3 separate regions of the Mus musculus genome follow, and regions 2 and 3 are each linked to region 1. Evidence: chromatin loops called from intact Hi-C (ENCODE). Cell type or tissue: heart. All regions are shown on one strand.

Region 1 (8,000 bases):
ATGTTCCAACAAGCTTGGTAGTCCTACCCCTCCATTGCTGTGACCTATAGTTACATGCAGAATTTCTTTTGAGCAGTCTTCATTATCTATCTGCAGCTTTCCTCAGACGATGTTCCATGGCCCTAAGGTCTCCATTGTAACTTTTCTTTCTTTCTCTTATTCTTTCTTTCTATGTTTTGAGACATGGTCTCTCTACATAGGTTTGGCTGGTCTCTAACTCACAGAGGTCTACACATTTCTGCCTCTCAGATGTTGGGACTAGAGATGTGTACCATTATGCTAGGCTCCACTGTAACTTAGTCTTCACTGACAGTTTCATGCAGTCATCTCCTTGTAGGGACTCAGACCTTGCTTCACGTCGCCTGGCCTTTTCAGCTTTTGGAAATGGTAGTGTAATGACTCTTTAATGCTTGAATTCTGTACGTCTACAAAAACAACTCCATGAATGATGCTTCTGAAGTCTGCTGGCAGCTTTAAATGTGGTACGGCTTTAAACATTATTATTATTATTATTATTATTATTATTATTATTATTACCACCATAGCACTTTAGTTGCCTCTGTGTAACTTGGTTGCCCAACCTCGAGGAAAAAAGCTTCCCTAGGGAGGGAAGAAGCCCATCCATGGCATTCTCAACTCAGGCTCATCTTTTGAAGTGAATTTGCACTTTTACAAGTTGGAATCTTGGTACCAATTTTTCTGTAGCATTTTTCTTGTTGCTGTGACAAATAATAGCTGACAAGATCAACATCATGGAAAAAAAATTTTTTTTTTTGGCTTATAGTTTGAATAGAAACAATTTTATCACGGCAGGGAGTCCATGATTGTAAGGAGGCTCACATTGTATCTATAGTTAGAAATGGAGAAATATACTGGTGTTCTGTCACTCAACATATTGGGCCTATTTTCAAATCACACCCAGATTTAACCACTCATATCTCCAGTGCTTTAAGAGAACTCAAGCCATTATTTTTCTCCACCTGGATTTCTGAGATGGTTTCATAGTTAGCGGTTGTCGCTCTAGCCCATGCTCTACGAAGCACCCAGCTATCTTTTTTTTTGTTGCTGTTGTTTTGTTTTGTTTGAGACAGGGTTTCTCTGTGTAGCCCTGGCTGTCCTGGAACTCACACTGTAGACCAGGCTGGCCTCAAACTCAAAATATCTGCCTGCCTTTGCCTCCCAAGTGCTGGGATTAAAGGCATGCACCACCACTGCTTGGCCCAACTATCTTTTTGAGAACAAGGATCATATTGTTTTACTCTTCTGCTTAAAATCCTTTCAAACTTCCCACCGCTCTATTGTAAATTTCTTAGGATAGCTTATGATTCTCTTCGGGACTTTGCTTCGTTTGTCTTCTCTGGCTTTATCCCTTAATATTATCTAGCTGCTTAGCATATTTCAGTGATGATGATATTTTCAAAGATAAAATTTTAAACATGGTTCAGATGTTTTCAAATTTTAGTATAACTTAAACTCATGTACTCGAGAGGATTGGAAAAGGCAAATGTGGAGTGAATTTTGTTGCTGGTAGTTTTCTCAGTGGCTTCAAACGTGAATCTTCAGTCTTTTGAGATTTTAGTGTTAAAGGTGTGAACCACCACCCACACTACTGGGTTGGAAGTTCGAGGAAACTAGTTAAGGTATAAAGAAGTCATATTATGAAAACAAAATTTAAAACTTAACAGTACTGTCGAGTAGTATTGAGGGTTCAGCTGGCTTTGTGTTTGAAACTTAGCATGCATATTGCTATGCATTTTTCTGGTAGTGGCCAGCCACTGTAGCACCTAAAGGAAGATGACACAAAGGGTTTTTAAGAGTCTTAAAATTGTTATGGCTAATATCAACTTGATGGACCCAGAATTACTCAGAGATAAAGCTCTGGGCAGCTTTATGAATTCATAGATCCAATAACTAAGGTGAGAGATATCCATCCTATGTTTGGGCTGTAACATTCCATAGGCTGGGGTCCTAGACTTATAAGGAGAAAGTGATCTAAAAACTATTGTTCATCTCTCTCTTTTATTCCTGCTGATACAATGTAATAACTGCCTTATACTTCTGTCATCATGCCTTCTTTGACAGGATAGACACTGACCTCACAATGTGAACATTAATCCTCTCCTTCCTTAACTTGCTTTTGTCTGTTATTTGAATAAATAACACAAGAATAAAACAGTGAATGAATACACAAATATTCCTGAATTATTTCCATAGATATACCACAACAGGATGGAGAAGAACAAAGGGTGTTTGTGTCTGTGGTTTGTCTCAGATGTGGCAATAAGTTATAATTGCTAAATAGAAACACAATGACTCAAGGGACCAAGATAACCCAGAACTGTTGTTAAGAGCTTTGATTTGAGCTAGGCATGGTGGTGCATGTCTCAAATCCTAGCATTTGGAGGCAGGGGCAGGAAGGTCAGGAGTTAAGGGTTATCCTGGGTACATGAGATCCTACTTAAAAAACAAACAAACAAACAAACAAACAAACCGAGAAAGGCTCAGCAGGTACAGACAAGCACTTTCCATGTAGCCTGATGACTCTAACCCAACTTCTGTAGTTTACACAGTGAAGTGTGGGCTAATTCCCATAAGTTATCTTCTGATCTACACTTGCCTTGCACTCAACCCAGTTTAAATATGTGTGTGTAAAGAAATAAATCGATCATTTGAAAACAAAATAGACATAGACATTATATAAGTATGTATCTATATATTTTCCACTTTTTCAAAGGCAATTTCTAAACAGAATCTATATCTTAAGTACTGTATCTATTAAGGGTTCAGCTTTAATAGATTTTCAGACTGGCCAATCCTTCAAGTTACTGGAAGAGGGAGGTCTCTTAAGCCTCTACTTCCTTCAAAACACTTTCCTGGCTCTGGTGTCCTATTTTCAAGGTATTAAGTCTAAAGCAAACAAAACAAGATAAACCCAGTCTTGGAAAGGCATTAAGTGCTTTGTCATGACCTCTAACTAATTTGCCCAATACTTCCCATTTACTGATTGAGTTTTAAACTTCAGCCTTGTAACTATTGTGAACCTTCTGTTTTGACCCAAGGCCATCTTCCTCTCCTCCTCTGTTGAAATAGCCATCCATCAACCCAGCTCACTTCTGCACTATTTCCAGATAAGCAGTCTCTCTTGGTCTTTGTAGATGTGGTTTGCCTGCACTGTTTCCTGGAATTATCACTGTAATTTACATAAAATGTAAGATTTATTATGTATCAGAAAACCTCTCTGCTCCATTGCTGGGGACTGAAATTGGGGCCTTTGTGCATGCTGGACAGGTGTATGCCACCACAAGGTATATACACTTTTATTTTTAGAGTCTCGGGTGCCTCCGCTATAATCTGGGTACTAGGACTCTGTGGTAATGAGCACTAATCTATGGAAGGCCCTTAGTGATTGAGGAATTGATGGCCTTAATTGAGGAACAGGACTGTCACATTGTTCCGGACCCTCAAGAAGTGCTTGTCAAGATGAGTTCAGGAACTGAGTCTTTACTATGACGTCACATCAGGGGGACCCAAGAACCGCTGTAGAGCCACGAGTGGACAGCAACACTCCAACTACCTGTCACCCAACTTGGAGGTTCCGCGTACTACTACCTTCCAGGCAGTAACTCGGGCAACCGGAATTTTAGCAGCACAGCTACCGGCTTCCCGGAACTAGCCAGGGCGTGTCAGATGTGCCTGTGAGGCCCGGAAGCGAGAAAGGTCCTCGGAGAAAACCTCCGCTTGGGCGCTCCCCAGACTCCTCCCCACGACCGGAAGGCCCCAGCCTCCTCACGTCAAGGAGCCACAGCTTCCCAGTGTCTCCGGGCCACCGCCGCGCCGCCGCGCTCCCGTCCTGCTCAGGCTCGGCCGTGGGGTCTCCCCAAATACTACGCAGGGGCCAAGGGGCGTGGCGCGGTGACGTGCAGCGGACCGACGCGATGACGTAGCGCGGCGCGGTGACGCACGCCCCTTTGTTGGCTCAGTAGCGGTAGCAGCGGCCGCGGAGGTGGCGCAGGGGACTGTTTTCCGTCCGAGCCCGGAGCGGAGCGGCGTCTGACTGAGGCCGGCAGCAAGCGGCCCCCGCGCTCCCTCCCGCCCTGCTCCGCGCCCTCCCCGCCGCCGCCACCGCCCGCCTCCAACCGCCGCACGCGGGGAGCAGCCGCGGCCCACGGGGCCGGAACCAGGCCTGCGTCCGGACGGCAGCCGGAGCCGGAGCGAGAGCCGGGGCCTCGGCGTCCCCGCCCTCTCCGCGCCGCGGCCAGCGTCTGCCGGGCCCGCGCGCGTCGCGCCATGGACTCGGACGAGGGCTACAACTACGAGTTCGACGAGGACGAGGAGTGCAGCGAGGAGGACAGCGGCGCCGAGGAGGAGGAGGACGACGACGAGGACGAGCCGGACGATGATAACCTGGATCTGGGCGAGGTGGAGCTGGTGGAGCCCGGGCTGGGCGTCGGCGGGGAGCGAGACGGACTGCTGTGCGGGGAGACTGGCGGTGGCGGCGGCAGCGCTCTGGGTCCGGGAGGCGGCGGCGGCGGTGGCGGTGGCGGCGGCGGCCCGGGACACGAGCAGGAGGAGGATTACCGCTACGAGGTGCTCACGGCCGAACAGATCCTGCAGCACATGGTGGAATGTATCCGGGAGGTCAACGAGGTCATCCAGGTGAGGGGCCCCGCCACGCCATCTGGCCCCGGAGCCGGCTTAGGGAGCGGACCCAAGGCGGCCTGTGCGGCGCCGAAGAGCAGGCCAGGGCCTGGCTCGTCACGGGCCTGTGTGCCCTGCCGGCCGGTCGGGAGGTGCGCTTGGGCGGTGCTTCCCGGAGTCCTGGCATGGCGGAGGCCTGGGGCTGCCTGAGCGGCTATGGCCGGCAGTTCCTGCATGACTACGGCCGGAGGATGGGATACCGGGGCGGGCTAGAGGCGGGTGAGGTGGTGAGTGTGAAAGAGGTGTCAGAAAGAACCCGGCCCTTTTCTCAAGGTTTATCCCTAGCCCTTGAGTCTTTTGAGCAGTTTCAGATGGGATTAGGGCAGGCCCTTCAGAGCAGCTTTAGTGTATGATTGCTCCAAGTGGGCACCGGCTAATAAAGAAATGGATCTCCTTGGCAGTCCTAAGTGGCTACTTAAAGGTGGGGGAAGGGAACTATTTCTCGGAAGAGGTGCTGATGGACCTTATTTTCTGATGGTGAGGCTTATGCCTACATTTTTGGGGGAGTGGGAGGAGTATGTTTTCTTTGGGACCTAACTGCTACTTCTTCCATTGGTAGCAAGTAACTTGATGGAAGCTGTTGGAATAGTTATTGCAGATCCCCTACCCACCCTTGCAGCTTCGGCAACAATAAAACACAGTGTTGTCTAATTGGACAAAACTCTATTGTGAATTAGAAAGTAGAGGCATTCCGGCTTCTGGACTCTATTCTCTGAAGGTTTCTGTTTCGTGCATAGAAGTTAAACTTGCTTCAGACCAGAAACTGCATCCTATTTAACGCTATATACATCCCGATTTTGTATTTTTGAGCTTTAGGAAATAAATTTACATTTGTTTGGGGGAAAAGTTGTTACAAATGGGATATGATTGGAAAGTAAAGATAACATAGGACCCGGTGGTGAAAGTCTGAAATTTCAGTTACTTAGAAGGTCGAGGCAGATGGATGGTGGCAAGTTCAAGGCCTACCTGGACTACAGAGTGAGCTCAAAGCTGTCCCGGGCAACTTGGTGAGATTCTCTCAAGATAGAGTAAAAAGAGGGCTGGAGATAATAACAGCTCAGTGGTAGAGCAAAAAGTTCGAGGCTCTAGGGTCAGCCTCGAAAAATGTTGGAAAAATGAAAAATCAGAGTGAAATCTTGATTCATTTTAACTTTTAGAAAATAGTAGCTACATGGAAGGAAACTACATATGAACAAGAAGTTACTCTTTTTTTTAAGCACATTGCTTCTTAACTTTAGAATGGACAGATTATCAGTGTTACTGCCTACTTGCTGACTTTCCATTATTAACATGTTTATGGTTTGATTCAGAAGGCACCGTTTTGCAGATTAAACCTTGTAGGCATTAAAGAATGTGTTTGGTGTAATGGAAAAATCTCATCTAGTGTTGTTGGTAGTGGAAACTCAATTTTCATTGTAGATGATGGTGCATTTTTCAATAAAAAAATAAATGGGAGGATTGTAGAAGTCAGTTAAGTTTCACTGCTCTAGTTTTTATATAATTAATTGAGATTTCTTTCTTTCATTTTTTTTTTTAAAGAAACAAAAAAATTGCATTAGCAAGGAATTTGGTTAAAACTTGAATTGCTTTTATTTACATGCAATTATATTAAATCATCAAACTTACCTAGCTTACTGGCATTAAAATTATGTTTTGAAATAAATCAAAGATATTCTCAAAAATAACTTTTTGACTTAAAAGTGTGTATTTTACTTTAGTTAAATCTCATCCAGTTTTGTCAGTTCTTAGATTTATCTCAGTTACCAGTCAGGTAGCTGTTATGCATGACATTATCCTTTCTTGTTTTAGATAAGAATGAATGCTGATGAACTACTAAGACCTATAAAAACTGGGGATTTTGGTGGGGGTAGGGGGGTAGTGTCGTACTTTTCCATATTTTCTTGATTTATTACTTTAGCATTTATGAGTAATACTGTTCTTAAGTAGCATTCATGAACACCCGAGCATGTATCCCTTGTTGAAAGTTTATAATTAGAAATACCAGTCAAGGCAAAGGTAGGATATATCCCAGACCATCATTCCTTGAGCTAGTATTCTTATACATCTAAACTAGGCTTGATTCTGTTTTAGGTTATTTAAATTCAAAGCATTGCTTGGATGTACAGGCACATTGTAAGAAAAAAAAAATCTCACAAGTAAAGAGAAACTTTACTAAGTAAGTTACCAAGAGACATCAAAATTTGAGCTGTAGCTAGTTTACTGGAACCTACATAGCCATACATATTTAAAAAAAACAAACAAAAACCAGAATGGTTTTGTGTAATTTGTTTTCAGTGGGGAGAAAAACCAGAAAGAATTTCTGAAGAACTTTCTCTAATAAATAACTACTCTTTTAAAGAACTTAGTGATTGCACATTAATTTGTATAGCCAATCTATTTACTGGCTTTTTATAGTTTTTAACTTAAAAGTATACATATCAGAGGTCAGACATAGAATATTTTCTTATTTCTTCGTGTAAGTCCACTTGTAGAATTAAAGTGAAAGGCTCATTTTCAAGGGATTGAGATGGTGTTAAGTGTTTTCAAGTTAAACTAGTTGCCTAATTGTTATCATATAGTCATTTAAAATTTTTGCTTTGAGGAGGGAGGCATATTGTTGCAGGCCTTTAATACCAACATTCTGGAGGGAGAGTCAGGTTAATCTCTGTAGTTGAGGCCAACCTGATCTATAATATATTGCTTTAGAGGACAGCCAGAGCTAGCTACATAGTGAGGCCCTATCTCAAAAAAACAAAACAAAAACAAAATCAAAACAGAAAACAACAACAACAAAACCCTTTTATATATAGTTCTGACTTTGAATTCTCCTGTAGTGTGACTCAGGGCCTGGCATATGCTAGGCAAGTATTCTATCCCTGAGCTATACCCAGGACTTAATATATTCATTATATGTATTTTTGAGACAGGAGTCTCACTGCACAGCTCAGGGCATCCTGGAACTCATGCTATATCATCATTCTGTTTATGACATAGCATGTATTTATACTTTCCCCTCTTTTCATGCTTTTTAATTTATTTCATTTGTGTTTTGAGATCAAATTTCCCTGTATTGCCAAGGCCTTTTCCTTTTCTTTTCGTTTCTCTTGGGCTCCAGTGATGGTCTTGCCTCAGCTTCTTGGGTTCCAGGACTACAAATGTGTCATACACATCAAGTGCTAACTACAACAGGGTGCACTCTCTGTTTTAGCTAGCTACTACTTTTTTTGTTTATTTGTATTTTTTTTAAAAAAATTAAAAAGGTCTTTATTTAAATTGTGTCTATGTGTGGGTATGTGGGTGCC
Region 2 (8,000 bases), 170 kb before region 1:
ATCTGCATGCCTCTGCCTCCTGAGTGCTGGCAAACAGTTCTTAACAAATTTCCCTACAAATTAAATAATTTAAAATATAATGCTTAAAATGAAAATAGCTATGTACTAAATAAGTGATTAGTATTCATATAGTTTGGCTTAAGCAATAATTCAGAAATGCCTCGAGAGAAACTGCCAATCTGGATACTGGTTGTTCTATGAAAAGCTGCTGTGCCAATCATTCAAGAATGAAAATATGCCGTCTAGAAGCAGCCACTCCACATTTCCACTCTTATGGTCACCTTCATTTAGGTGATACCCGCCACCTCTGGAAACAGGGTATCACCCGCTCCATGTTCTCAAGCTCACAGGCCTTCCTCCCAAGTACTGGGATTAAAGCTGAACCACCACACTCAGTCTGAGTGAGACATGTTTAATTCAGGGAAAATGCACGCTATTTGACTCACTAAAAAAGAGGGAACCTTACAACACTTCAGAGAACAAGTGTGGTCCCCTCACTCACCCAAGGAAGAAAATTTTCTCAAAAGCCGCAAAGTTGAAAGGTTGAGTCATCTTGCCCAGACCCGGTGATGGTTTACACTACTTTCCCAAAGAACACCCTCACTGCCTTTCCTACAGCATAATCAGGCCATCAGAGGGCAAATTATTTGCTAACAATGCTTCCTTGAGTCTTGATCTGAGCCCCCCCACCCCACTGTTGGGGCAACAGTACCAAACTTCCTACAAGCCAGAAGGCATAAAAGGCTTACTTGAACAAAGAGGACCGGAAGGCTTCTATCTGGGTACCTGTTTCTTTGTTTCTACCCTCACAGCCAAAGACAAAGGCTGCACAGATTTCTCCCTTTAGATAGCTCTTTCTCAGGAGAGCTGCAATGTAACATTAATTACTTTGTAAACACTGACGGGATTCCAGAGAGAATTTGTTTCCATGGGCATACTGGGTATTCAGAGCCTACCTGCCTCCCCAAGCTTACCCCTAATGTGCATAAAAATAGTAAGGAGACAGAATCAAGTTGGTAGCCTTCAAGGTAACTACTTCATTCATTGACCAAAAGGATATAATGCATGCCCTTCTGGATATTTCACCCGAGGTTAGTCACTACATCGAGGATGGCCCGTACTTACAAGGAGACCAGTAATTTAGCAGCCTGGAGTGACACAGGACCAGAGGCCAAACCTAAGAATATTAATAGATCACACCGGATTCCAAAACCTAGCTGCCTCCATGCACGACTGGATTTTCACTATAAGGTTCACTTTTTCCAAACTACCAGTGTCCTGGATTTGGAAAAAGTGGTCGAGCTCTTATCTTACTATGACTGGGTATTTACTGGGTCTTTATAGCCTTCAGACTAGAAGATGCCCGGCTTTTTCAAAACCAGTATGCCGGCCACCTTGTGCATGCAGCCCCATCTTCCTCATAGCACTGACTTGACAAAATCTGCTTCCCTAATTAGACCGAGCTCTGTGGGCTATGTGTGTTCTGGTAGCGTCGGGCTCCAGTTTCTGTCGGGAACGGGTATGGGTTGATCGCCCACCCTCCCCCTCGCCAGCACGTGGGAGCAGCATGACCGATTAATCAGACGCATCGCAGTACGTGCCGCCCCTCCGCCGCAGGATGGAGCGCGAGAGCAATGAGGGCCCGTGCCCACCACCAAAAATCTGCGGGCACACAAAACAGGCAGCAATAGCGGCCAACCTTTCTTGCCAGGCCACCGGGAATACAAAAGTTACGTAACTTGTAGCTGCATTACCAAGGACCGCTAGTGACTGCATCCTACCTCCATGCACCGGACCACGAGGAGTCCGCGGACGTGACTAGAATGCGGGGGGAGGGGAAAAGCTGCGAGGGGGAGGGGCGAGGATATGGAGGTTGAAAGGATGCTGCGGCGCGGACGTGACCGGATCGGAGGGGGGAGGGGCGACGAAGAGCTGCGAACACTGGCGCGGGAAGAGAACGCTGACCTGAAAGGAGGATGAACGCGGAGGCTGAATGGGGGGTGGGGGTGGGGTGAGTAGGGGAATTATTTCAAGTAGAGATTAAGAGGAGGGCACCGAATTATGAGGGCACAGAGCTAAGAGGAAGGTCGTAAGTCGTAGTGGATGTAGGAGGACGAGCATCGGAGCAGGGCGAGAACAGGGTGGCGAGGATAGCAATAGTAAGATAAGAGGCTGGAACCAGATTGAGATGGAAGAGAGAGCAGAATGAGACCGTGGGAAAGGAGCTAGCCGGCCACCCTCAATTTGGAGGATTAAGACTTGGACTCAAGTGTGGCTCCTCCCCAACCCGGAGTGGGATGCTCGATGCCTGGCGCCTGAGTCCCGCGTGGGCAGGCAGGCCTGCGTTACACACCAGTGGGCATCGGCTCTGGGGACAGATGGCTTAGGTTCTCCCCGCTCACCTCGGGCGTACTTCGGTTCCTGCTGCGATACCTAGAGCGGACGTCAGTCAAGTGAAGACGAGTCGCTGCTGTGCGGGGCTGCGCCGACTGGGCCTCAAGGTTATCACAGCTGCGGGCCGCCGCAATCCCTCCGCAGCCCCGCCCCTCGCCCAATCCGGGCTGCGGCCGGCGGCGCCCCGCCTCTCAACGGGGCGCCCGCACCTCCTGAGAGAAGCTCAGGGTAGGCGGGACAAGCAGGTTGCCCTTTTGAGGAGGACTACCTTCCGTGGCGGAAGGACATCGTAGACCAAATTTGCTCAAGGGTTATCCTGTTGACCAATGGGGAAGTGGTGAGGGAGCAAGGCCCGCCCACCGGGCCAGCGCCGCCGCCGCCACCACCACCCCTAGGTTCCCGGGCGCCACCGCCACCTGTTGCTTTAGATCGGCTACAAAATGTTCCCTTTTTGGCCTTTTGCCCAGGTCTCCCCATCTGCCCTGGCCTACCAGGGCGGTGCCCAGATTTATAGGTCCACGGACATTCCTCCAGCCCCGCCCGGAGACTCTCCACCCTCCCGGCGCCCGCCCCAGTACACCCTCTGAGGCTGAGCGGAACGGGAAGCTGGGGTGATGGGAGCAAGAGAGTGGTGGAAGGTCTGGGCTGCCTCCTAGAGGGTTCCAGACTTAGAGGCTGGGTAGGAAGAACTTAAGTCTCTCTTTGGAACGTGAGCGCGACCTCCTAATAAGGAGGGCTAGATTGGACCCATGTTAATACTTTGAGTCTCGAATCCTGCACTTTTAAAATGCCTGGACCTGGACGCAGCAAACCAATCCAAGGTAATTAGTGCAGAACTGGACCTACGTGTAGCCATTATCTATGCAGGAGTCAACACTGGTTTTTGACTCAGGCGTGTATGTATTTAAATTTGTAGTATTGGAGGCATTAACAATTTTTTCCCTACAAAGTATTTTCTAATTTCCCAACTGTTAACACTAGTCTTCATTCCGCAGAGTTTTGAAAGCAGATACAATGTTGCCACATTCTAAATGGGAAGACTGTACCTTAGGTTTTGGATTTTTTTTGGTTTTGTTTTGTTCTTTTGTTTTTCTTGGTAAAAGATGGGTGTGACCATTTCAAGCAGACACTTCTTTGTAGTTGAATCACAGGCCTTCATCCCATTTTCGGTCAGTTTTGATTAGAGGGAAGGGTAACATAAATGCAATTTGTAGTGAAATAAAGTTTTTTAGTTTCTTCTATAAGTCCCCTTGGTCCCCTTAGTTTAGGGAAGTAAATGCTTGGTTATTATGGTGGAAAGAACATGAAGTTGGGGAGGGGGAGGTTATATCTGTGGAGGAAATCATTCCTTTCTGCAAGAGAAGGGGGTAGAAGAAATGACCTCTTTGTGCCTTGGACACACACACACAAAAGAACCATAGTGTTCAACAGGGTGACAGTTATCTATCTACTCATGTTGAGGTCCACTGTGCATACTGTGCGTCAAGCAGAGTAGCTCACACCTGTAATTCCAACGCTCAAGAGGCCAAAGTCAGTCTGAGCCACACAGATCTAGGCCCACGCAGGTCAGGGTTTCGGTTATAGATTCATATTCATTCTTTTTCTCCCTCCCTCTCTCTCCTCTCCTCTTTTACACACACACAGAGGAATGCACGCACACATGCATTAATGAACTCTACCATCACCACAAATCTAGATACAAAGCTTGGTGATCTTAAGTCTGTGACCTTGACACTTAGGGACTGAGGCAGAACTCCAGGCCAATCTGGATATGGACCCAGACTGACATGAATATCCATTAAACTGGAGAATTGGTGCTAGCCAAGAATTGCTCTTCATCTGCAGGCTTCAATGATCTGACAGTTACACAAATGGGGTCTATGGGAAGTGTTCTCATTAGATGACAGAATGTGTCACAGTAACTTCCTACTATCTTGCTTCTGCTGAGAAATCGGCATGGTATAGAGGAGTACATAGTTAGGTTGTATCTTATCTTTGTTCTAGTTTAATCACTAGCCCTATAGACTATACCTATAATTTAACATGTACAGTCCGTTAAAAGTAACTTGAGGACAATCCCTATTTCACAGGGTGGAGTTTGATCAGTTAATTATATGTGAATGAGTCCAACAGTGCCCAACTCAATGCTTCCCTCTCTCCTATGACTTCATATTATTCTAAAGGACATATATCCCCAGGTTTGCTGCTAAGTCAGGGGCAATCAGACACCACAGAAATATTAAAACTATTACCTCAGAAACACCTATGTTTCAAGAAATGAGTTTTATCCATGTGGAAGTACAGAATGATCACTGTGGCTACTGTTCATCATCAGACAAAATAATTATCTTTCCAATAAGGGACTTTAAAAATGATCAATGAAAAATTGTATATTAGACAACTTTCATATTCTGCAGCTGGGCGGTGTGACACACTACTCTAATCTCAGCATTTGGATGGAGGCAGAGGCAGGTAAATCTCTGAGTTTGAGGCCAGCCTGGTCTGCAGAATGAGTTTTAGGACAGCCAGAGATAGACAGAATCCTTGTCTCAAAAAAACCAAACAATAAAGAATATTCTGAGGGGGGAAAAAAAAGCGAAGACAGGAAAACAGTGGGTCAAGTGCACTCTTCCTAAGAGGTGCCACCTTTTCCTTAGATGTGTTCTTCACACTATGTCTGCCCTTACAGGCTGGCTGCCTGGTTCACTCATTCCAAGGACAACTAGAACTAAAAAGACTTCGGGTCCTCTTCTGTGCAAAGTTATTTCTGCAGAAAGTTTTAAGAGGGCAGCATCTCTGGCCCAATGGTGGTGACAGTGTGAGGTGTTCTGAAACTCAATTTGTGGAAAGTCCTTTGCTCCAGAAGCTAGTAGTTCATCTAAATGAACTGAAGCCTACCTTTTTCTCATCCCTGGGGCTGGAGGGCTCCAGTGGAATTGTGTCATCCACAGAACTTCCTCCTCACCACCTATAAGAAGCCAAGATATCACTAGGTCTATCCAGAATAATTCTGTGATCCGTGAGAGCCAGTAATGACTCAGCAGCAGACACTGCTGCTCCTTCCCAGATAGAATTAAAGGCAGAAGGAAGCTCCTCCCCCACTGATGGCCACATCCTTACCACAAACTGAGTCATGGCCACACCCAGCCTGTATGGAAAACTACCGAGGATAGGAAGGAAGGTGAAGTTCAAGGAGTTTTTAAATTTTGAGTCCAATATACTCTCTACTTAGCATTGAGGAAAACAGTTCCTTTTCCTGACCCGTGAGGCAAGATTGCTTACACTCAGATAAATGAAAGGTGGGCTGTCACTGGCCTCTGTGAAGAATGCTGTCCTGTAGCTCACACTTGTCTTTAAGGACCCCAGCCCTTTCACCTTCTAAGTAGCCAGGCCCCCAAGTCTTCCTCCATGGTTGTGAGCAGGTAAAAACACCAGACCCTACCAAGCAATTTTCTCTGCAGTAGAGGCATTCTTCTGTCAGATAAGGCTTTTTCTTCCTTATACTGCTGAGGAATGAACCCAGACCTTTTATGTATTAAGCAGAGGTGCTGCAGCCTAGCCACAGCCCCTGCTTTCAGAAGGCATTCTTGATTTTGGCTAGAATTTTTTAATCTCATGTTTTGAATTATCAGGCATTATGAACTTCTGAGATTAGTTTTCCAGTGGAGAACTATAAAATATGTATGATTTCATTGATATAAAAATGTTTATAAGTAGGAAATTTTTCTTAATTTCTAAAACTGCCAAAAATGCTATATAACATGTGAGGAGCCACACCTAAGGTGGAGTTAGAGCACCAGCTGATTTATAACAGTAGCAAACTTAGTTATGAAGTAGCAACAAGAATAACTTCATGGTTGGGGGCCACCACAATATGAGGAACTGTATTAAGAGGTTGCCGCATTAAGGAGGTTGAGAACCATTGCTCCAGATACATTTACGGTCTCTGAAGAAAATGTATCTTCTATCTTTGCTATCAGCAGTAAATGAGGCTATAATCACAGAACCAGAAAAGGAATTCTGGAATCAGGTTACTATGATTAGCTGTGGAACATAGCAAATTCCTTATCCTCTAAGACTATTTTCTCATCTGTAAAATGGGCCTATTTCTGAGGCTTTTATGAGAATTAGGAGTTAATATATATGTAGCATGCTTGCAACAACATATACTAACACAGTAGTATAAGATGTTATCAAAATATTAAGGTACTCTGCACACTACCTGGAAACTAATTTATAAGAACTAAAGTATGCTAGTAATCTCTGATACGGTATCATGGGTTACAAAGTCTTCTCAGGAGGATTTTCAGTTGCATGAGTCCACTGATAGTCATTTGGTGAACTATTATTTCTGTTAGGCCTGAGTCTTAGAAGAGTGTTAGAATATACTCGCTATTTCCTTTTTGAGATGGGATTCTTGGTCAGTTGTTCACATTGGTTTTGAAATCCTGGGCTTAACTGGTTCTCCTGCCTTAGCCCCCAGAAGATAAGCTGAGACTGTAGATGAACCCTACCATAGTCATTTATAATGTACTAGTCATAAGGACTTAGGAAGATAATGAAGTAGGTTCTTCAGGAAGGGTCTTTAAGAGTAGTATTGACTTGTTCAAAATGTCAGGAACCACAACACAAGTAAGATACCTAGGTAAGAAGGTGTTGTGACATACAATAAAGGTCACAGAAGACAATAACTAGTTTATTGAAAGCAATAGCTATAGTAGAATTTGAAATTGTTATCACTGGAAAGCTGGGCTTTTGCCAGGCATGGTGTTGTGCCCACCTTTAATCACAGCACTAGAGAGGCAGAGGCAGGCAGACCTCTGTGAGTTCAAAGACAGCCTGGTCTATAAAGTGAATTCCTGGACAGCCAGGGTTGCTGTACAGAGGAACCCTGTCTTGAAAAACTATCCTAAAAAAAAGAAAGAAAGAGAGAGAGAAAAGGAGGGGGGGAGGGAGAGGGAGAGGGAGGGAGAGAAAGAAGGGAGAGAAGGAGGGAGGGAGAGAAAAGAAAAGGGAAGAAAAGAGAAAAGAAAAGAAAGAAAAGGTAGGCAGGCTAGGATTTTAAAGGAACTTTGTGGTATTTTCTGTATTTATATCTGGTTTTCATTAATATTTGGAAATGTTCAACATACCTCAGCTGTGCTTAGAATTAAATAAGGGAACTAGGCATGGTAGCGACGCCTTTAATTCCAGGGCTTGAGAGACCAAGGCAGGTGGTTCTTTGTGAGTTCCAAGCCAGCTTGGTTTATACATAGTGAGTTGTAGGCCAGACGAGACTACATAGCAAGACCTTATCTTAAAAATTAAGTTTTTTGGGTACATGGAACAAGTAAGAAAGGCCAGAAGCTTCCTTAATAAGACAAACCAAACCTTCCATGGTTATCCAGTGTCAAGACAGAATAACCTACCTGTTCAGGGAATTCCAACTTCTTCCTGGTGAATTCTCACTCCAAATCCTGATGGCCCCTGGCCCCCTTGGGGCCTCAAGTACACTAAGCAAGCATTTTACAAAGGAACTATACCCACAGGCTATGAGCCTTTCTTAAAGGACTTCCCGCTAGAGAACTCAGCTTTCTCGCACCTGTCAATTTATCCCTTCACCTCAC
Region 3 (8,000 bases), 83 kb after region 1:
CTCTTTAAGTACAGTTTTTAAAAAAAAATGAGGGGCTGGAGAGAGAGCAGTTAAGAGCACTGACTGCTCTTTCGAAGGTCCTGAGTTCAAATCTCAGCAACCACATGGTGGCTCACAACCATCCTTAATGAGATCTGATGCCCTCTTCTAGTGTGTGTCTGAAGACAGCTACAGTGTACTTATGGATAATAATAAATAATTTTTTTAAAAAAAATGAAAAATTTGAGCTTCAGTATGAATTCAGTTTGAAAGTCAAGGTCTGCTTACCTGACTGTGTGAACCCAGACTGCTCATAGATGGATTCTATGTGGCCTAGAATTAGTTTCTTTGTTATTTCCATTTTGTCATTTATTCATGAGACAAGCAGGAATAAGTAACACCAATACAAGATTTACAGGTTTATGGTGCATATAAAGCCCTGAAAAACAGTGCATGGATAGTTAGTTGCTCTCAGCTAGGTGACGGCACTGAGCATTGTGTAGAGTAAAATACTTACCTTCAGTAAAACTGTGTTCAAAATATTGTGATTGTTTTTATTTGGGTGGGGAGATGGCTCATCAGCTTTTCTTCAAGTAGGACCCTGATTCATCAAGTCCCAACTCCTGCATGGCTGCTTACCGCTTTCTAGAATTCTCTTTCTAGAAGACAGGGTGCCCTTCTGGTTTCCAGAGCCACTTGCACACAGATGGCAAACACACAGACATACCCTTAAAAATAAATTTTAAAAAACTATTACATTTTTTAGTCTATTAATACCCAGTAATAACCAGGTGGTGATAGTGCACACCTTTAATCCCAGCACAAGGGAGCCAGAGCCAGGTGGATCTTTGTAAGTTCAAGGCCAGCCTGTCTACAGATTGAGTAGAACTGTTAACACAGAGAAATCTTGTCTTGAAAAACACAAACAAGCCGGGTGTGGTGGCGCACGCCTTTAATCCCAGCACTCGGGAGGCAGAGGCAGGTGGATTTCTGAGTTCGAGGCCAGCCTGGTCTACAAAGTGAGTTCCAGGACAGCCAGGGTATACAGAGAAACCCTGTCTTGAAAAACCAAAAAATACCAAAAAGAAAAAGAAAAAGGAAAAAAAGAAAAACACAAATTAAAAAAAAAAAAAGCAAACAAGACTAACGAAAGAGCCAGTAATAATATACTTTACATTTAATGATCTTTAATAGATTCCTACTACTTTTTAAAATAACTTATGTGTATAAACTCAAATCAATGAAGTCTAGAACTAGCTTCTGTCCTCAATGGTATAGCATTGACACCAACTCTATAGTTTTTTTCCATAGGAATGTCCCAAATGCCATGTCACAATTGAGAAGGATGGCGGTTGTAATCACATGGTCTGTCGTAACCAGAACTGTAAAGCAGAATTTTGCTGGGTGTGTCTTGGCCCTTGGGAACCGCATGGATCTGCCTGGTAGGTTGGACAAATGGGAGAGTACATTCATGTAATTATAGGATGTCTACCATGTACAAATGGTATTTCTGCCTTTGATAATTGCCTGACGAGCTAAAAAAGATTAATATGTCGTTTCAACATTATATGCAAGATAACCACAGAGAGGTATTTTGTAGTCCTATTTCTCACAGGAATTAATAATTGAGATTAAACCTATGCATTGAGATTTCATTAGTTGAAAAATTTGGAAACAGTAAAAGGAATACTGTGAACGGAGGTGAAGTAGTGTTTTCAGCTCATGATTTAAATTTTTAGTTACATTGTCTGGTAAGTCGTCTAGTAGAGTTTAATGGCAGAAATTTACTTGTGTGTTTTCCTTATGCTTCACATCATTAGACGACAGTTTTGTCGTCTTAACTAAAAAGTGGAAAGCTACTGAACAAAGATCTGTATTTTTAGCTTCTCTTTGAAGTAGGCTTGCCTTCCTATTGGGAATAATTACCTAGAACTGGAAAATAGTCCCTTCAAATGGCCCACTGATGTCTAATTTTATAAGTTTTTCAAGACTGATAGTTAATGTTAGATGCATATGCCATTGTTAATTAACCTGTTGGAGATGAGTTCCAGGATGCTCTGTGAATAACAAAATCTGAGCATGCAAATGGTCATCATGTACACTTGTATAGTATTTGCATGCATGTGCCTCCTTCTGCATATTTTATTTAAACTATTTCTAGATTACTTAGCACACAATAAATGTTTTGTAAATAGTATTTTTTAGGGAATAATGACAAGAATAAAGGATCTGTGTGCTCAGTGCAATTATGACTTTTCTTTAGGTATTTTTTTTCTCCAGTAAAGATTTGATTTGTGGTACCTTCCTGTTGACTACCTACTAAGTTGGAAGGGATAGAGAAAGTTAGGAAATAGACTGCATTATAAAGTAATAGTAGTTTGGATGTTGTAAGGATTTTTCATGTTTGTGGTTCTGTATCACACAGATGCTCACACATGGTTCAAAAACTGCCCACAAGGCCTGAAGAGACCATTAAATAACTTGAAATTAGAGTTCTAGAAGGATTTGGGCTACCCATTGTGTGTTTTGGGAATCAAACTATGCCCTTCTGCAAGAGTAGCAAGTGCCCTTAGCCATTGAGCCACTTCTTAGACTAATTTACTTTTAACATCTAAATTCATTTTTTTTATTCAATTTTTTTATTTGGGATAGAGGGAGGGATGGCGTTTTTTAAATTCTTCCTATAGGGGTTGGGGATTAGCTCAGTGGTAGAGCGCTTGCCTAGCAAACGCAAGTCCCTAGGTTCAGTCCTCAGCTCTGGGAGAAAAATGTCTGAGGGAAGAATAGAAGGTTCAGTGTTAACAGATGCTGTAGCATTGTGTTAGCTCTCAACTTCCTGCCCTGAACTGCCTCTGTTCATTAATGAACTGTGAATCACACATTGAAAGTCCACTGCAATTGGTAGTTAAGCATTAAATAAGTAGCCCAAATCAGAATGTAGTCTTTAATAAAAGGTACATAGTAGCTAGGTATGGTAGCCTGTAACTGTAATCCCAGCACATGGGGGCAGTGCCAGGCAGATCTCTGAGTTCTGGGTCAACCTGCTCTGGGTAGGAGATCTCAAACCAGCCGGGGCTACTTAGTGAGAACCTGCCTAAACAACAACAAAAAAAGGTAGGTACTAACAAGGACAAAAGAAGTGCCAGTCATTTTCACTCTGAGCTAATTTCTCTGGACGTGTTTCCTCCTCCTTCCATCCTCTTTTTACATGTCATTCAGTATCAGAGACAGCTAATAAGTCATAGTAGTGTGTAAAGTCCATAGCACAAGCAGCTCTTACATAGTAACTTGCTGATTGTTGGCTCTTTGATTTATAAAAGGAGATAGACCGTGAGTATAGGATAGCTTAGGAGATGAGGTGGTCTCTTCAGAAGTAGAGTTAGAAGTCTAGGCAAATGTAAAAAGAAGCTATCTACTACAGTGTTTTCTCGTGGTTGCAGTGTAGCTGCTTTGGGATGGACTTACCTAGGAGGTGCAGAGTTTTCTACTTCCTGGAGAGTTGATCTAATCCTTTAGACAATCGAAATACTATGTTTTTGGTGTATGGCCAGCCCTCCCAGTGTACTTTATTTGGTCTTTTATTTCTATTATTGCAATAATAGAAACCTTTGACATCTCACTTTATCTGTTGTAAAATAGAATGCTGGTTCTAGACAATCACTTAGTACACATTAAAGTGCTACATTCTTTTTACTTTTTAACTGATTATGGTTTTTTGAAATCCTCTTAATTTTCTTTAAGGTACAACTGTAACCGCTATAATGAGGATGATGCAAAGGCAGCAAGAGATGCCCAAGAGGTGAGTGCAGCCACGGCAGCACAGCACTGGCTTGGGATTTCTGACACACGTGTAATTTTGCAAGAAGCATTCAGTTCTGAATTGTCGTAGACACTACAGTAAACCCTAAATGTCTTAAACTTAGAAGAGACTTTTTATAGTACTTACCAGTTCAGTTTTGTTTTCTGATATGGGCTCCCTAGCCCAGATTGCTATCAAACTCATGTTACTTTTGCCTCTGTGTCTTCCAGAGTGCTGATTATCGGCATGTGCATTATGCTTAGTCTTTTGTGTTTGTTGTCTATTTTGAGGCAAGCTCTGGCTTTGTACCTTGTATTTCCGAGTCTGAGGTTACAGGAGTATGCCCATCATGCTCTTCCATAAGGACAGTCGTGTTTATTTGCTTTCTTTTAGTTAGGCTAGTAATGTTGCTTACTTTTAGGTCCCAATGGTGGTATGATATCAGCACTCACTCCCACATTCTGCTCATTCAGAAAGGAGAATAAGAGTTGAGCAGTTGTTGAGGGAACAGCAGCTGTTTTTGTATAGAGCACACAATGTGTCACTTATTTTTACTTTTTATTTTTACTTCATTGTTCTTGTAGTTCTGATGGGTCACTTGATTTGAAATAGAATCTCAGGAGTTTAGATAGAAAAATGACCTGCTATTAGGGAAAGGATTCAAACAGTAGATTTGAATTTATAATACTTTGGTTTTGGTTTTTTTGTTGTTGTTGTTGTTGGGTTTTTTGTTTTGTTAAATCTCGTAATTTTATAGTAGTTGTAGAACCATTGTTTGTTTGTTTTATACTTAGCCATTTTTATTGAAATCCCTAGAGACTCCCCCCCCCCCCAAATGCTCTTTTTTTTAAATGGCTTTCCCAGCTGGATATAATCGAAACCATGTGTTGCAAATGTTTGGTTTTGTTCAATTTTTTAAAGGCATTTCTTTATATTTTCTAGATGTGGCATATTGTTGTGTGCTTATAATCCCAATACTCTGGAGGCTTGTAGGATCTTAAATTTGAGTCCAGCCAGTCTCCTCTCACTGAACACACAGACATTTAATCTTTTTAATTATTGGTAGAAATAAAGGGTACTGTGTCTTTTTAAATTACAAATAATGAATGTTTAACAAATGTATGTGATACTTTGGTCCTTTTGGGGTGTGTAGGTCAAATAAAGCCATGCCTGATGGCACAGATGTGTAACCCCAGCTTAAGAGAGTGTTTCAAGAGCATCCTGAGTACAGGCTTGAGTGAGCCACAGAGAGAAGTTGATAACCATTTAGTGAATTGGAAGCAATTCAGTGAGATCCTGTTTCAAAAGGATGCTGCCTGTGTGTGGAACTGGGAACATGGCTCATTGTTTAAAACAACTTAAAAATGCAAGAATACATATTCATATTCTGATCTGTAGCATCCATCTTGTGGCTGCCTGTGGATAGCTAGCCAACTGGATTAACCACAATCAACAGGATCCCTATTCAGTGAGAGTCCATGCCTCAACAAATCTAGAACTGTGGCTCTTGACACAAACACATGCACATGAAGGGTAAAAGAGAGCCATTGAGTAAAAGTAAAAGTATTTGCTTTATTATAACTCTGATAAACCTGTGTTTGATCCAGTATGGATGTCAACTCTTAACTTCCTATACACACACACAAATTGGCGAGTGTGTGAGGTGGGGGGGTTGAATCTCAATGTTGAGTTTGCCTAGTATATACAAGACTTTTCACAGCATTGGGGTGGGAATGAAACCTGTAGTCTGTATGATATCCGCTATGATTACTCAACTCTGTTTTTCCCCTTACTGCTAAGGAAGTCATAGGCTTTGACAGAAGACTGTGATGTGACTGTTTCAAAAAGCTTTACCTATGAAAAGCAGTTGGTATTTATTTTTGACTGGTAGGCCAATTTGCTAGTTTGGGTTATTTTGGGAACTCTTTTTAAATCGTGAATTTGTTTCTCATTCCAGATCCTGGCATTTGTTATTTGTATTGGAAGTTTTCTCCTGTGATTTTTGAGGGTTTTGTTTCTAGGGTTGATGAGATGATGATGATGATGATGATGACGACGACAACGATGTCATCATCGTCACCTGGCCTAGAGACCCAAGCTAGCCTAGAACTCAGAAATCTACCTGCTTTTCTCCTCCTGAGTGCTAGGATTAAAGGCATATACTACCACACCTAGCTTAATTGAGTTTTAATGGGAAATAGTTTGAGATTCATCAAGTATATTAAAGTTCTCTAATACTTTGTGTGGTAATGTGATAAGTTCGGGTTTCTGTTAGATTTTGGGAATTTGACAAATTTGCAGATAGTAGCACTTAGTGGACTGTTGACATTGCCAGGGAGATTACTTTCCACGTATTATATTTGCATGTTGCCATAATTTTTAGGTCATAACCGTTGGTTTTGTACCTACCTGGGTCTTAAAATAATACAGCTTTGTCAGGCATGGTTGATGCATGCTGTAAAGACGGCTCTGGAGAAGTGAGAAGCAGAAACAGGGGCATCTTGATTTCGAGGCCACCAGAGCTCGTTCCCAGACCCTCTCAAAATAGAGAAGGTGAAAAACAAAACATTGTTCCATCCATCCATCCATCCATCCATCCATCCATTCATCCATCCATCCTACCTAATCAATCTATCTATCTATCTATCTATCTATCTATCTATCTATCTATCTATCTATCTATATTTTGAGGTGCTTCAGTGTTGTGTATGATATTTGGGCATGTTATTAAATAGTCATGTGGTTTAGAGTTGATGTTTAAGAGACTATAGACCAACCTACCTACCTTTCTTCTTTCTCTTTCTTACCCCCTTCCCTCTTTTCCTTCCTTCCTTTTTTTCTTTCTTTTTTCTAAGACAGGGTTTCTCTGTGCCATGGCTGTCCTGGAACTCACTCTGCAGACCAGCCTGGCCTCAAACTCAAAAATGCTCCTGCCTCTGCCTTGCAAGTCTGGAATTAAAGGAGTGTGTATATTTCTATATAGAATATTGTATGTATTATCTGAGATGTACATACACGTAAATACATGTGTACATGTGTAAGTATGTGTGCACATGTGTGTGTATATATATGTATTTAAACATGCACACACATAAATCAGAATGTATATGTGCTGTGTGTGTATATATATATATATACACATACATACATACATACATACATACATACATACATACATACGCATATATATAAAAAGCCTCCTGGATATCTATTGTTTTTAGACTTTAAATAATGAAGAGGGAGGAATAGAACTGCATGTGGTAAGCTCATCCTTAATATTTACTAATCATTTTGCGTATATTATCAGGTGCCAAGTGAACATTTTAAAACAGTTGAACAAATCTAGAGACTACAGAAAAATGTAGGAGTCTTTGGGTCAGCTATTTTTGTAAGACAATACAATTTTAAAATATCTCTCAAGTCAAAGATTATATTGTTTCATTAATAAATAACAGGCTTATTGGATACCATTATTGTATGTAGATATATTGGATGGGTGTTTGAAAATGAACCCTGTGACTAATGCCAAACAAACCTGTGCTTCACTGCTATACTACATCTCTAGCTCTCCAGCCTGCACTGCTAGGTTGTAACTGTGTAACTTATGTCTACATTTGGGAACTGGGGGCACACAGACAGACAGACAGAGTCTTAACTCTGTAGCTGTGGCTGGTCTGGATTTATGCTGTCCTCAATTTTGGCAATCTTCCAGTCCTCTGTTTTCTGAGTGCTGGCATTATAGACATGCACTTTCACACACAACATCATATCTAAAGATATCACTTATTTGAATCTACTATTGTTCAGATGATTTCAATTTTGTTATAAATTTATTTGGGGTTTTATTTTTGAGGCAGAATCTCATAAAGTATCTATTAAAATTTAAATATTTTGTAGGTATATGTGCATACATGTGCATTTTCACAGAGGACAATTCTCAGGAGCTAGTTTCTTCCTTCCAATTGTGATCTGGGATCAGATTCAGGTTGTCAGACCTGTGCATAGGTACACTGAGCCATCTTGCTTGCTCAGACTTATTTTAAATAGTTTGTCCAAATTGTATCCATAATTTGGAATTGATATAATAGCCTCATTTTCATTTTATATTATTCCCCTGTCCCTACCCCCACCTTTTAAAAAGATTTATTTTTTTTATATGAGTACACTGTAGCTGTCTTCAGACACACCAGAAGAGAACATCGGATCCCATTACAGATGGTTG

Evidence for each region. A loop is a pair of places that touch in the nucleus more often than their neighbours do. Peaks named below come from ENCODE experiments on the same cell type or tissue, not always from the same donor. Only the 100,000 strongest peaks of a DNase experiment are listed, where the experiment ranks them.
Region 2: it touches region 1 in a loop (4-fold over the local background); 7 of 42 quality-filtered maps call a loop at or near these places.
Region 3: a loop joins it to region 1, with 2.1 times the contacts of the local background. A loop is called at or near these places in 4 of 42 quality-filtered maps.

Annotation. Positions count from the first base shown.
Region 1 is chr9:59,482,635-59,490,634 of GRCm38, reverse strand. Arih1 (ariadne RBR E3 ubiquitin protein ligase 1) reads left to right here and starts at 4,261. Exons shown (of 14, transcript NM_019927.2): 1 at 4,261-4,656. The coding sequence starts at 4,288. In heart, CTCF peaks have their summits at 3,973 and 4,757; DNase peaks (open chromatin) are centred at 3,804 and 4,764; H3K4me3 peaks cover 4,083 bases; H3K27ac peaks cover 2,575 bases.
Region 2 is chr9:59,651,052-59,659,051 of GRCm38, reverse strand. It overlaps Pkm (pyruvate kinase, muscle), which reads right to left and starts at 2,476. Exons shown (of 11, transcript NM_011099.4): 1 at 2,403-2,476. Gm51708 (a long non-coding RNA gene) reads left to right here and starts at 3,146. Exons shown (of 4, transcript XR_003948336.1): 1 at 3,146-3,215. In heart, CTCF peaks have their summits at 1,617, 2,830 and 3,036; DNase peaks (open chromatin) are centred at 1,671, 2,691 and 5,491; H3K4me3 peaks cover 3,526 bases; H3K27ac peaks cover 3,516 bases.
Region 3 is chr9:59,399,146-59,407,145 of GRCm38, reverse strand. Arih1 (ariadne RBR E3 ubiquitin protein ligase 1) reads left to right here. Exons shown (of 14, transcript NM_019927.2): 10 at 1,291-1,421; 11 at 3,721-3,778. Among named protein-coding and RNA genes, the nearest start is that of Bbs4, 50 kb to the right of the region's middle. In heart, no CTCF peak of the experiment used is centred here; no DNase peak of the experiment used is centred here.